Linked DNA regions of Homo sapiens: region 1 is linked to region 2. The links are chromatin loops, found by intact Hi-C in ENCODE. Cell type or tissue: MCF 10A. All regions are shown on one strand. Each heading gives the region's core, and the rest is flanking DNA. Links, peaks and the distances in the headings are about the cores only. Region 1 overlaps LINC02994 (long intergenic non-protein coding RNA 2994). Region 2 has its middle 25 kb from the start of ABRAXAS1.

Evidence for each region. Peaks named below come from ENCODE experiments on the same cell type or tissue, not always from the same donor. Only the 100,000 strongest peaks of a DNase experiment are listed, where the experiment ranks them.
Region 1: it touches region 2 in a loop (16-fold over the local background); 5 of 110 quality-filtered maps call a loop at or near these places.

The regions. Positions count from the first base shown.
Region 1 is chr4:84,256,734-84,262,116 of GRCh38, forward strand. The region is part of intron 4 of LINC02994 (long intergenic non-protein coding RNA 2994); the gene reads right to left. Among named protein-coding and RNA genes, the nearest start is that of LINC02994, 40 kb to the right of the region's middle. In MCF 10A, for the core only: a CTCF peak has its summit at 2,697 (motif pointing left); no DNase peak of the experiment used is centred there.
Region 2 is chr4:83,506,977-83,512,359 of GRCh38, forward strand. No RefSeq gene overlaps it. Among named protein-coding and RNA genes, the nearest start is that of ABRAXAS1, 25 kb to the left of the region's middle. In MCF 10A, for the core only: a CTCF peak has its summit at 2,264 (motif pointing right); a DNase peak (open chromatin) is centred at 2,305.

The DNA of each region.
Region 1 (5,383 bases), core at 127-5,126, 750 kb after region 2:
TATTCAGGGAGCCTATGCACTGATTAAAAGAGGTGCAATGATTTAAAACATGTGGCCTATTACCATGTAAAATAGGTTTGGGATTAATTCTACAACTGTTTGATATTTAAAATGAGTGTGTAATTCAGTATATTAAAGAGTTTTTATGTATATACAATAGGAAATGATTTAAGATTTCTTAACATTAAAACATAATGCAAGAAGGAGGTAGAGAGAAATTATATTAATTCTCCCAGAGCAAGACATTATAATAAGCTGAATCATACAATTTTTAATTTTAAATTTATGGGTTAAAAGGAATGAAAGCCCTTGGGACAAAATGGAATAAAATAAGATTTTGATCCCAGCAGGGAACTTTTTGGAAACCTCTCCTCCGGGCATCGTATGAAGACCTTATGGAAGAAATGGCCTTTCAATCATATCTCCTGAAGTCATAGAGAATTTTATCATGTCTCACGCATAATGAAATGTTAATGTGATTTTTCTTGACTGATATCATTCAGAGTAATTCATTTTCAACACCAGTTCTCACTCATTATAAGACTGATTTAATGTGGTACTTATAATTAAAGCCTGTTTTTAAAAATAGCAACTGAATCCACAGGAAGTATGAACATTTCTCATTTTAAGGAGTTTTCTTTAGAGAGTAATAGTCACTGGACTCTGCATTCGTTGAACTAACCTTTAGACAGAGATAGAAAAGGGTTAAGTAGACAGTCTTCAACTCATCAGAACTCCTACCCGTAGTTTTCCTATTTCTGACTCCACTTCAGGCTTCTAAATGACATGAAAATATTTTAAGTACACATAATCCTATATGAAAATTATAACCATTAATATATTTGTAGTAGTGAAAGAAGGTATATAGACAGATAGCTTGATCAATCAATCGATCGATCGATCCACCCCAATAAACTGCCTAAAGTGGTGGCAGAGATGTCTTAGCTAGAAATGTTCATCATAAGCTGGGGTTTGAGGCTGTGCCCAGAGATAAGTTATCTGACACTTGAAAAACCAACTGTCTAGAAAGAAGCCCCAGAGTGCAATGTAGACAGATGAAAGAGTCTCTGCACACATAAATGAAAAAGTGACACATATCATCTACTTTCTGCAAGGTAAACCCAACAACTGGAGCTGATAGTTCAGGCTTGAGGCTATGACCTCATAAATCATACACACAACTGAGGGAATAAAAACATTTGAGAAGCCATAGTTTCACAGCCAGAGCTTCACAGCTCACATCCCATGGGATTCTATGAAGACAATCAACTATTGGCAAGTCTGCCTACAAGCCTAGAAAAGCTGTTTAAACTGTCATCTATGGCTCTGGCCATATTGCAACAAGGCTGAGTAAGCCAAGAGCTAGAATACAGGCTGTACAGCTTCCCCCTCCCCTCTCATCTCCTTTTTTGTTCTCTGAGTAAATAGAGGTAGAAGACAGTTGAATAATCGTTTAAGAATGTCATTGCCGTTATTCTAATTTGTATCTTAAAATAATCTGGAGAATATACTGCCATCACGGAAGAAATCATAAAGAACCTGGAATGTTTTATGTAGTACCTTGTTATTCAGAGATCAACTTCAATGTCACCCTTCAGGGGTTTTCCTTGACCACCCACTCTACTCTCTATCGCATCATCTTATTTTTAATAGAGAAGGTATGGGCATTTGATATTCTTCTTGTTTATTTATTAGAGAATAAGAATAGTATAGGTGTTATAAATACAGATCCTGAGATCAGGTTGCTTCAATTGGAATTCTGGCTCTCCAACATAATCACTGGGAGCAAGGCTCTATGCCTTAGTTTCCCCCTCTAACATTTGAATAGTAGTTTTTTCTACATCCCTGGGTTTTGGGGAGGATTGTGCTTGTTAATAAAAGTACTAGATCCTGGACAGGCACAGAGTAAGCACTTGATGAATGTGAGCCTTAACTCTTTATTTGCTTGGTGTCTATTTCCCTAACTAGTCTGTTCTTCACTTGTCTGCCTCAGTGACCCAGTACCTGGAATGATGCCTGGAGCACTCATGAGACTTTCAGTAGGAATGATGAAAAATTAATTAATGAGTCTCAGTTCAGGTTTTGAGATTTAAATCTAACTCAGTAGACAGTAAGAAGGCATGGACAGACAAAATTGAAAACTTAACAGTTCACAGTAAACATTGAGCTTCTGCTATACATGGTAGTCAAGAACTTTGACTGTATAATGCTGACAATGGCTTTCTTTCTTTAGTTGCTAAGAAATTACCCCAGTGGTTTTATGCTCCAAATACTCTACATGACTGATAACCTTATTTCCTGTGCTGATTGAGTCAAATCCATGCCACACCATTTGAGCCACCTCAGAATACATATTGAAACTCTATCTGTCACCTCAGGCCTTCCCCTAAGTGGGCTCTGTGCCACAGAAGAGGCAGCTCCAGCCATCCCTGGAGGGCTGTCCCAGTGGCCTGAGAGCTGCTCCTAGACCCCTACCAAGGTCAGCATTGACCTCAAAGAACCTAGTCACAGACTTGTCCAACCAGCCCCACCCAGCTTTGCCCCCTCCAGTGCCTTGGCAGCACAGTGCAGGATGGGGCCCTTGGGAACTCCATGCCCTGACTATCACCAGGGACACCTCGTACTTCCTCCATCAACAAAGACCAAGTAAAAATTCCACTGCCATTATCACAGGTGTCTCTTGCCTGCAAGCACCACCTACTGGCCTGTAGGATGAACTACACAATCCAATATAATTCCTGCTGACAAAAGTAAGGAAATGAGATAATTTCCCAAGACCTCCACCTCCTCATCTTTGTAGGAGACAGTGAGCCTCACCACACACACAAGGCTACCACAACCTACAAACAACTAACATTTGGGAAAACCACTATGCTAAGGCTATCTATAACTAAGACATTTACACAGAGACTTGGCCCCTTGAAATCACACAGAAGCAAAGCCAAATGAACCTACCCAACATGAGCAATAGTCACACTCTCAAGGAGGAAAGAAGAAACCCACCGAATTAAAATAAATTTTAAAATATTAAATTTATTTTTAAATTTAAGAATTTAAATTTAAATTTAAGAAGAAACCAGCACAAGAATTTCAGCACCATGATGAAACAGATGGTTGAGACACTCCTAAAAGACCACATGAGCTCTCTAGCAATAGCTGCCAACCAAAATGAAAACTTTGAGGTGAGAGATAAAGAATTAAAGTTATGAATTTTAAGGAAGTTCAGTGAGATCCAAAAGAAAGTGGAAAACCAAACAAAGAAACCAGAAAAAAAACTCAGGAGACGACAGAGAGGAAAGATATATATTTTAAAAACCAAACAGAACTTCTGGAAATGAAAAATTCACTAAGGGAATTTTAAAACACAGTTAAAAGCTTTAATAAGAGACTAGACCTAAGCAGAAGAAAGGATTTCAGATCTTGAAGACAGGTCTTTCAAATTAATCCAGTCAGACAAAAACAAAGAAGAAAATAATTTTTTTTGATCAACAAAACCTTCAAGAAATATAGGATTATGTAAAGTAACAAAACCTATAACTTATTGACATTCTTAAGAGGAAGAAGAAAAAATAAGAAGTTTGGGAAACATATATGAGGAAATCAGGAAAATTTCCTCAGTCTTGCTAGAGAAATAGGCATCCAGATACATAAAATTCAGAGAACACTTGGAAGATATTATACAAGATGAACATCATCAAGGCATATAGTCATCAGACTATCCAAGGTCAACATGAAAGAACAGATCTTAAAAGCAGCTAGAGAGAAGCATCAAATTACTTATATAGGAAACCCCATCAGACAAACAGCAGACTTCTCAGCAGAAACCATACAAGCCAACAGAGACCAAGGGCCTGTTTTTAGCCTCCTTAAAGAAAAACAAAAGTACTAGTCCAGAATTTTATATCCTGCCAAACTAAGCTTCATAAATGAAGAAATAAAATCTTTCCCAGACAAGCAAACACTAAGGGAATTTGTCACAACTAAACCAACCCTATAAGAAATGCTCAAAGGAGTTCTAAACACAGAAACCAAAGGACAATAATCACCATCAAGAAAGTGCTTCACCATCCTGTGAAGCAATTACACAATTGAGACTCCAAGGCAAATAGCTAACAATATTATACAGAAACAAAACCTCATATATCAATGTTAACCTTGAACATAAATCACCTAAATGCTCCACTTAAAAGATATAGACTAGACTTTAAAAAACAAAGCTCAATCATCTGTTGCCTACAAAAGAACCACCTAATGGCTAAAGCTGACTCAGACTCAAAGTAAATAAATAAAAAAAAGATATATCACACAAATGGAAAACCAAAGTAAGCAGAAGTAGCCATTCTTATATAAAACAGACTTTAAAGCAATAATAGTTTTTTAAAAATGGCATTAAAGGGCATTATATATTGGCAAAGGGTTTAATATAACAAGAAGATTTCACTAGCCTAAATATATATGCACCCAACACCAGAGCACCCAGATCCATAAAAAAAATACTGTTAGACCAAAGAAAAGAGACTGATATCAATACGATAATAGTGGGGGACACCCCACTGATAACACTAGACAGATCATCAAGGTAGAAAGTCAACAAGGAAAACTGGATGTAAACTGGACTCTAGACCGAATGAACTTAATAGATATTTACAGGACATTCTACCTAATAATTGCAGAGTATACATTTTTCTCATTTGCATATAAAATATTCTCCAAAATCCACCAATATTTGGCTCTAAAGCAAGTCTCAATACATTTAAAAAATTAAAATGATATCAAGTATCTTCTCAGATCACAGTGGAATAAAATTAGAAATCAATACCAAGAGGAACTCTGAAAAGTAAGTAATTACATGGAAACTGATAACCTGCTTCTGAATCACATTTGGGTAAACAATGAAATAAGACAAAAATTTAAGAAATGTTTTGAAGTGAGTGTAAATAGAGAAACAACATATCAAAATCTCTGGGATACCGTAAACACAGTGCTGAAAGTTTATAGCATAAAATGCCTATATCAAAAAAGATGGAAAGATCTCATATTATAACTTCACATCACACCTCAAGGAAATAGAAAACAATAATAAAACCAAACTCAAGTCTAGCAGAAGAAAAGAAAAAGATCAGAGCAGAACTAAATGAGACTGAGACCAAAATAAATCAAAACAAAACAAAAAAGATACAAAAGATCAATTAAAAGAAAAGTTGGCTCTTTGAAAGAGTAAACAAAATTTAATAACTTCTAGCTAATTTAATAAAAAAAAGAGATTCAAATAAACACAATTAGAAATAATAAAGGTGACTTTATTACTGATACCATAGAAATTCAAAAGATAATCAGAGATTACTATGAACATCTCTATATGTACAAACTAGAAAACCTAGAA
Region 2 (5,383 bases), core at 105-5,104:
TATCCTGCTAGTCCTAGAAAAGAGAGAATGTCTTGCTTAGTTTGTGGAGGCGGGAGGGACTGGAGGAGGGATACGTGGTCGGTTGTGAGCCCTCAGGTTAGCGGGGTAAGGGCTAGGCCTAGATAGTGAATGAGGGGGTGCATATTTGTGCTTTCTTAGGGGAGACCTGATACCCCTGTTCTGCCAAGAAGTTTAAAAGAGAGAGATACTATGGGCGTTGCAGTCTCTTTGGGAGGGGCTACACAGGAGCAGATCATTAACACATTGAAGGAGAGTGGACAGTTTTAGGGATAAGGTACAGAGGTCACAAGCAAGGGCCTGTCTGAAAAGGTGGGCGCTGTCTCTGAAACCTTGAGGTAGTACGCACCAGGTGAGTGGACGTGAAATGTGGGTGTCAGGGTTTTCCCACGTAAAGGCAAAGAGGTTTTGGGAATCAGGGTGTAAAGGAATTGTGAAAAAGCATCCTTTAAGTTTAGGACAGAAAAATGGGTGGTATTGGAGGGAACTGCGGAAAGTGAAGTACATGGGTTAGGAACTACTGGACATACTGGGAGTACAGCTTGGTTAATGAGCCTGAGGTCCTGGACTAAGTGATTAAGTTCCATCTGGCTCTTTAACAGGTAGAATTGGTGTGTTACAAGGGGAGTTTGTTGGGCAGAATAGATGACTGGTGAGGAGGTGAGAAATGATAGGCTTTAGGCATATGAGAGCTGCTTGGGGGATGGGATACTGCTTCTGTGATAGGAAATGGGTGGGCTGTTTAAGGGTAATGTGGACGGGGCTATGGTGTTCTGCGACTGAGGGTGTGGAAGTATCCCAAAAAGCGGGGTTAACTACGGATGGGGGATAAGAAAAGGTTGCATGTTTTAAGGTGGGAGGTTGGAGGAGTAGAAGAAAGTTAGAAGCCCCAGAGGGGTCTGGGTTGATGTGTTGGATACGATGGGGAACGTGGAAGTGGAGAGTATTGTGAAGTTTTGAAAGGATATCTCTGCCTAGGAGCGGAGATGGGCTCGAGGGCAGGACTAAGAAAGAGTGAGTGAAGGAAAAGGTGTTCAGGGAGCAGAAAAATGAAGTGGGGGGCTCGGGGTTTGGAGACTTCTCTATCAATTCCCACAACAGAGACTTGGGAGGACTGGATGGGTCTTGAAAAATTAGGTAAAGCAGAGTAGTAGGTTGCTCGGTATTAATTAAAAAAACATACTGGCCTACCCGCCACCATCAGGGTTACCCTTGGCTTGGATGAAGCGATGGTAGTTGCCGGGGTGTCCGTTCCAGGGCACCATCAGTCTTCAGCGGCTAGGCCAATGAGATCCGGGTAGGAGGTTCTGGCCAGCTCAGGAAGGGATGGGGCAGTCCTTGCGGGGGCTGCTCACAGTCCCACTGCCAGTGGGGTCCTCTGCAGAGGGGGCACGGCTTGGTGGTCTTACTTGGGTTTGGGCATTGTTTGGACAAGTGGCCTTCATTGCCGCACTTGAAACAGGTGCCAAGTGGAGGTGGATTGCTAGGAGGCTTCTGTGTGGAGCTGTGGCCTCGTGGGCCTGCAGGGCCTCTAATGGCAGAGGCAAGCATTTGAAACTCTGCGTGTTTTTGCCTTTTACTTTCCTCATCATGATTGTTAAAGACTTTGAAGGCTAAATTAAGAAGGTCTCGTTGTGGGGTTTGAGGGCTGTCGTCAAGTTTCTGAAGCTTGCACCAAATATCGGGGGTGGATTGGGAGATGAACCAAAGGTTTAAAATGGTGGTTCCTTCTGGGCTGACTGGGTCTAGGTTGGTATATTTTCTCATGGTTTCAGTTAAATGAGAGAGAAAAAGGGCTGGGTTTTTGTCAGGACCTTGGGTGATTTCTGAAAGTTTTTCATAGTTTACTGCTTTATGGGAACCCTTTTTGAGTCCTGCAAGAAGACACACAATCATGTGGTCTTGATGGCGGCATCCAGAGGCCCCCGTTTTGATAATCCCAGTGGGGGTCCTGGTTGGGGACCCCCTTTGCACCAGTAGGCTGGGCAGGAGCTTGGTGATGAATTGTATCAGCGTATACCTGAGCTAGGGTCCAGATATGGTCCCAGTCTTCTGGGGTGAGGGTGGAAGAGAGGATAATGTAGAGGTCATGCCAGGTTAGTTCATAAGACTGCATAAGGTACTGAAACTCCCAAATATAAGAGGTCGGGTCTTCTGAAAATGAACTGAGTCTTTTGTTAATTTGAGAGAGATCAGTGAGGGAGAAGGGAACATGAACTCTAACAATACCTTCAGTTCCTGCTACTTCCTGAAGGGGGCACTCTAGCACAGGAGCTGAAGTAAGAATGGGGCATGGGCCAAAGATGGCGCCTGAGCCAGTATGGGCAGGAGAGAAGGAAGAACTTGGAAGTGGTTCCTGCTGAGGGTTTGAAGGGGGAAGGGGAGTTAACAGGCAGTGGAGGATAGATAGGGGCGTAAGGTGGTGGAATGGGTTTACAAACCTCAGGAGAGGGCAGTAGAGGAGGAGAATGGGTACAGGCAATACTAGAATTGCCCTGAGGAGGGGATGGTGTAGGAAAAGAAGTGGATACAGCTGACTGGGAAGATGGTGGCTGGGAAGATGATCACTGGGAAGACGTTGGCTGGGAAAATGGCAGCTGGGAAGATGGCGGCTGAGAAGATAACAAGGAGGCTTGGGGGGTTAAAGAAGATGATTGAGAGGAAGGGGTAGGGGCTGGGAGGGGTGAACAGCAGTCAGCTAGATTGAACGAGGGAAAAAGAGGTAGGGTCGGGAGGAGAAAGGCTATCAGGGCGGTGAGAATGGAGGAGAAGGATTTGAACAGATAAGCAAGAATTGCAGAGGTCAGGTTGTGAGCTGAATGCAAAAAGGCCTGGACATAAGGAATTTCTCCCCATTTCTCCAGACGTTGGCAATAATTGCTTAAGTCAGTTAAAACTGTAAACTCGAATGTTCCATTGTGGGCCATTTGGAGAGGCAGCCTAGAGGGTTGTTTTTTGGAATGTAGGACCAGGAGTTTCCCATAACTGAGGGTAGGCTCGGGAGAACAGGGAAAAGTAGACCATCCTGGACAGCCGGAGGGAGACAATGAAAGGAGCAATCATCACCGCTGCCTTTTTCGTTTGGGAACAGGATCAAATGGCTTAGAGGTGTCCCCCTAAGACCAGATGATCAGCAAGTGCCTGGCACACATGGGAGCCTTCTTGGACCAATGTTGGATTTTCGTACCGGAGAAACCAAGAGAAGCCGTGCAGATTTTCCCCTGTAAACCAAACCAGGCTCCCGGGGAAACTTACCAGTAGGCGAGTCCAGTGATGGATGTGCATGCACAGAGAGGTGACTGGAGGCTGAGGAGCTTCCTTTGTCTGGCTACTGTGGCCTGCTTTCTGGGGTGGAGGGGTAGGTCCATAGGGGATGCAGACCTGAACCCCTCCCGGGTTTCGGCACCAGATGTAAGAGTCTTGTATCGGTCTGAACCCTGAGAGCGAGCTGACAGACAATATGGGGCGGTGTGGAGCAACATGCTGTTTTAATGAGCGCCTGGGTACAGGCAGGCTCAGGCCTAAAATGGCGTTAGCGGGCCAGTTTCAATCTTAAGCACATTGTTGACAAATAGACCACTTTCCAATTTAGGGCAGCACTATTTGCAGCTCTCTACCTTATGACCTCTTACTACAAATAAGACTTATGCAGTGATGATCAAAACTTGGGGAAAGGGTTGCCTGAGCTGAAAGAGAAAACTAAAATATATTTTGGAATCTCATTTTGAGTCAATTGTGAACTGTTTCTTTGTTGTGGGAAATCATGTGAATGGACCCTTTAATTGCACAAATGTAAAGCAAGCACTTATCCTTCATTTTTAGGAGGAAACTGAAAGAAAAGATTGTAGATGTTTTAGACATAAGTGGTGGGCAGTGCCAATTTTAAGTAATTGTGTATGGTTAAATGATTACTGTGCCCTGGGACTCATTTACTTCTGTGTTGAAAGATGTTTCTTGACTTTATTTACACCTGATGAGTGTGGTACAGCAAAGTAGACCTTCCCTTGGGAAGATAGGTGTGAGCTTACTCAAGAATTGCTTTAGTCTGGACAACATAGTAAGACCCTGTCTCTGCAAATTATTTATTTATTCATTGATTTATTTTATTTTATTTCTTTTTTTGAGACAGTCTCACTCTGTTGCCCAGGCTGCCGTGCAGTGGCGCCATCTCTGCTCATTACACCCTCCTCCTCCCAGGTTCAAGCAATTCTCCTGCCTCAGCCTCCCAAGTAGCTGGGATTACAGGTGCCTGGCACTGTACCTAGCTAATTTTTGTTTCGTTTTGTTTTTTTTGAGGCGGAGCTTCCCTCTGTTGCCCAGGCTGGAGTGCAGTGTTGCAATCTCGGCTCACTGCAAACTCCACCTCCCGGGTTCAAGTGATTCTCCTGCCTCAGCCTCCCACATAGCTGAGATTACAGGTGCCTACCACCACACCTGGCTAATTTTTGTAGTTTTTAGTAGAGATGAGGTTTCACCATGTTGGCCAGGCTGGTCACAAACTCCTGACCTCAAGTGATCTGCCCGCCTTGGCCTCCCAAAGTGCTGGGATTACAAGCATGAGCCACCATACCCAGCCTATTTTTGTATGTTTAGTAGAGATGGAGTTTCATCACGTTGGCCATCACTGGCCAGGGTGGTCTCGAACTCCTGACCTCAGGTGATCTGCCCACCTCAGCCTCCCAAAGTGTTGGGATTACAGGCATGAGCCACCATGCCCGGCCTACAAATTATTTTAAAAATAGCTGGGCATAGTGGCACACACCTGTAGTCCCAGCTATTCAGGAGGCTGAGGCAGGAGGATTGCTTGAGCCCAGGAGGTTGAGGCTGCAGTGAGCCATGATCTTGCTACTGCACTCCAGCCTGTGTGACACAGTGAGACCCAGTTGGAAAAAGAAAAAGAAAAAAAAGAATTGCTTGCCGAAGATCAGAGATTTTGTCCTAGAGTCTTTACCTTCGACCAGGAGAGCAGTAAGGAGGGATGAGACTGGGCTTGGCATAACCCAACCTATGCTGGATTGTTGATAACTTACACATGACTATAAGACTGAGTAAATCACAATACAGTGATGCTTGCTTTAGAAATGACGGCTCTAACAGCAGAGTGGAAAATAGTTTGAAAGATGCAAAAGTGGATTCCTTCTAGGTTACTCTGTATTTATAGTCCTTTCTTCACCAGGCATGGGATCATTTTATTCATTAACCTCCTAAGATTCATCATCATATCTGGGATATATATAATATATTATGCCTTCCACATTTGCCTATGGAATAAATGGACTTTTTCATTAGGAGATTACTAATAAAGTAATTATATGTATGGAGTAAGACATCCCCAGATTGTCAGAATTTGAAAATAAGAATATTC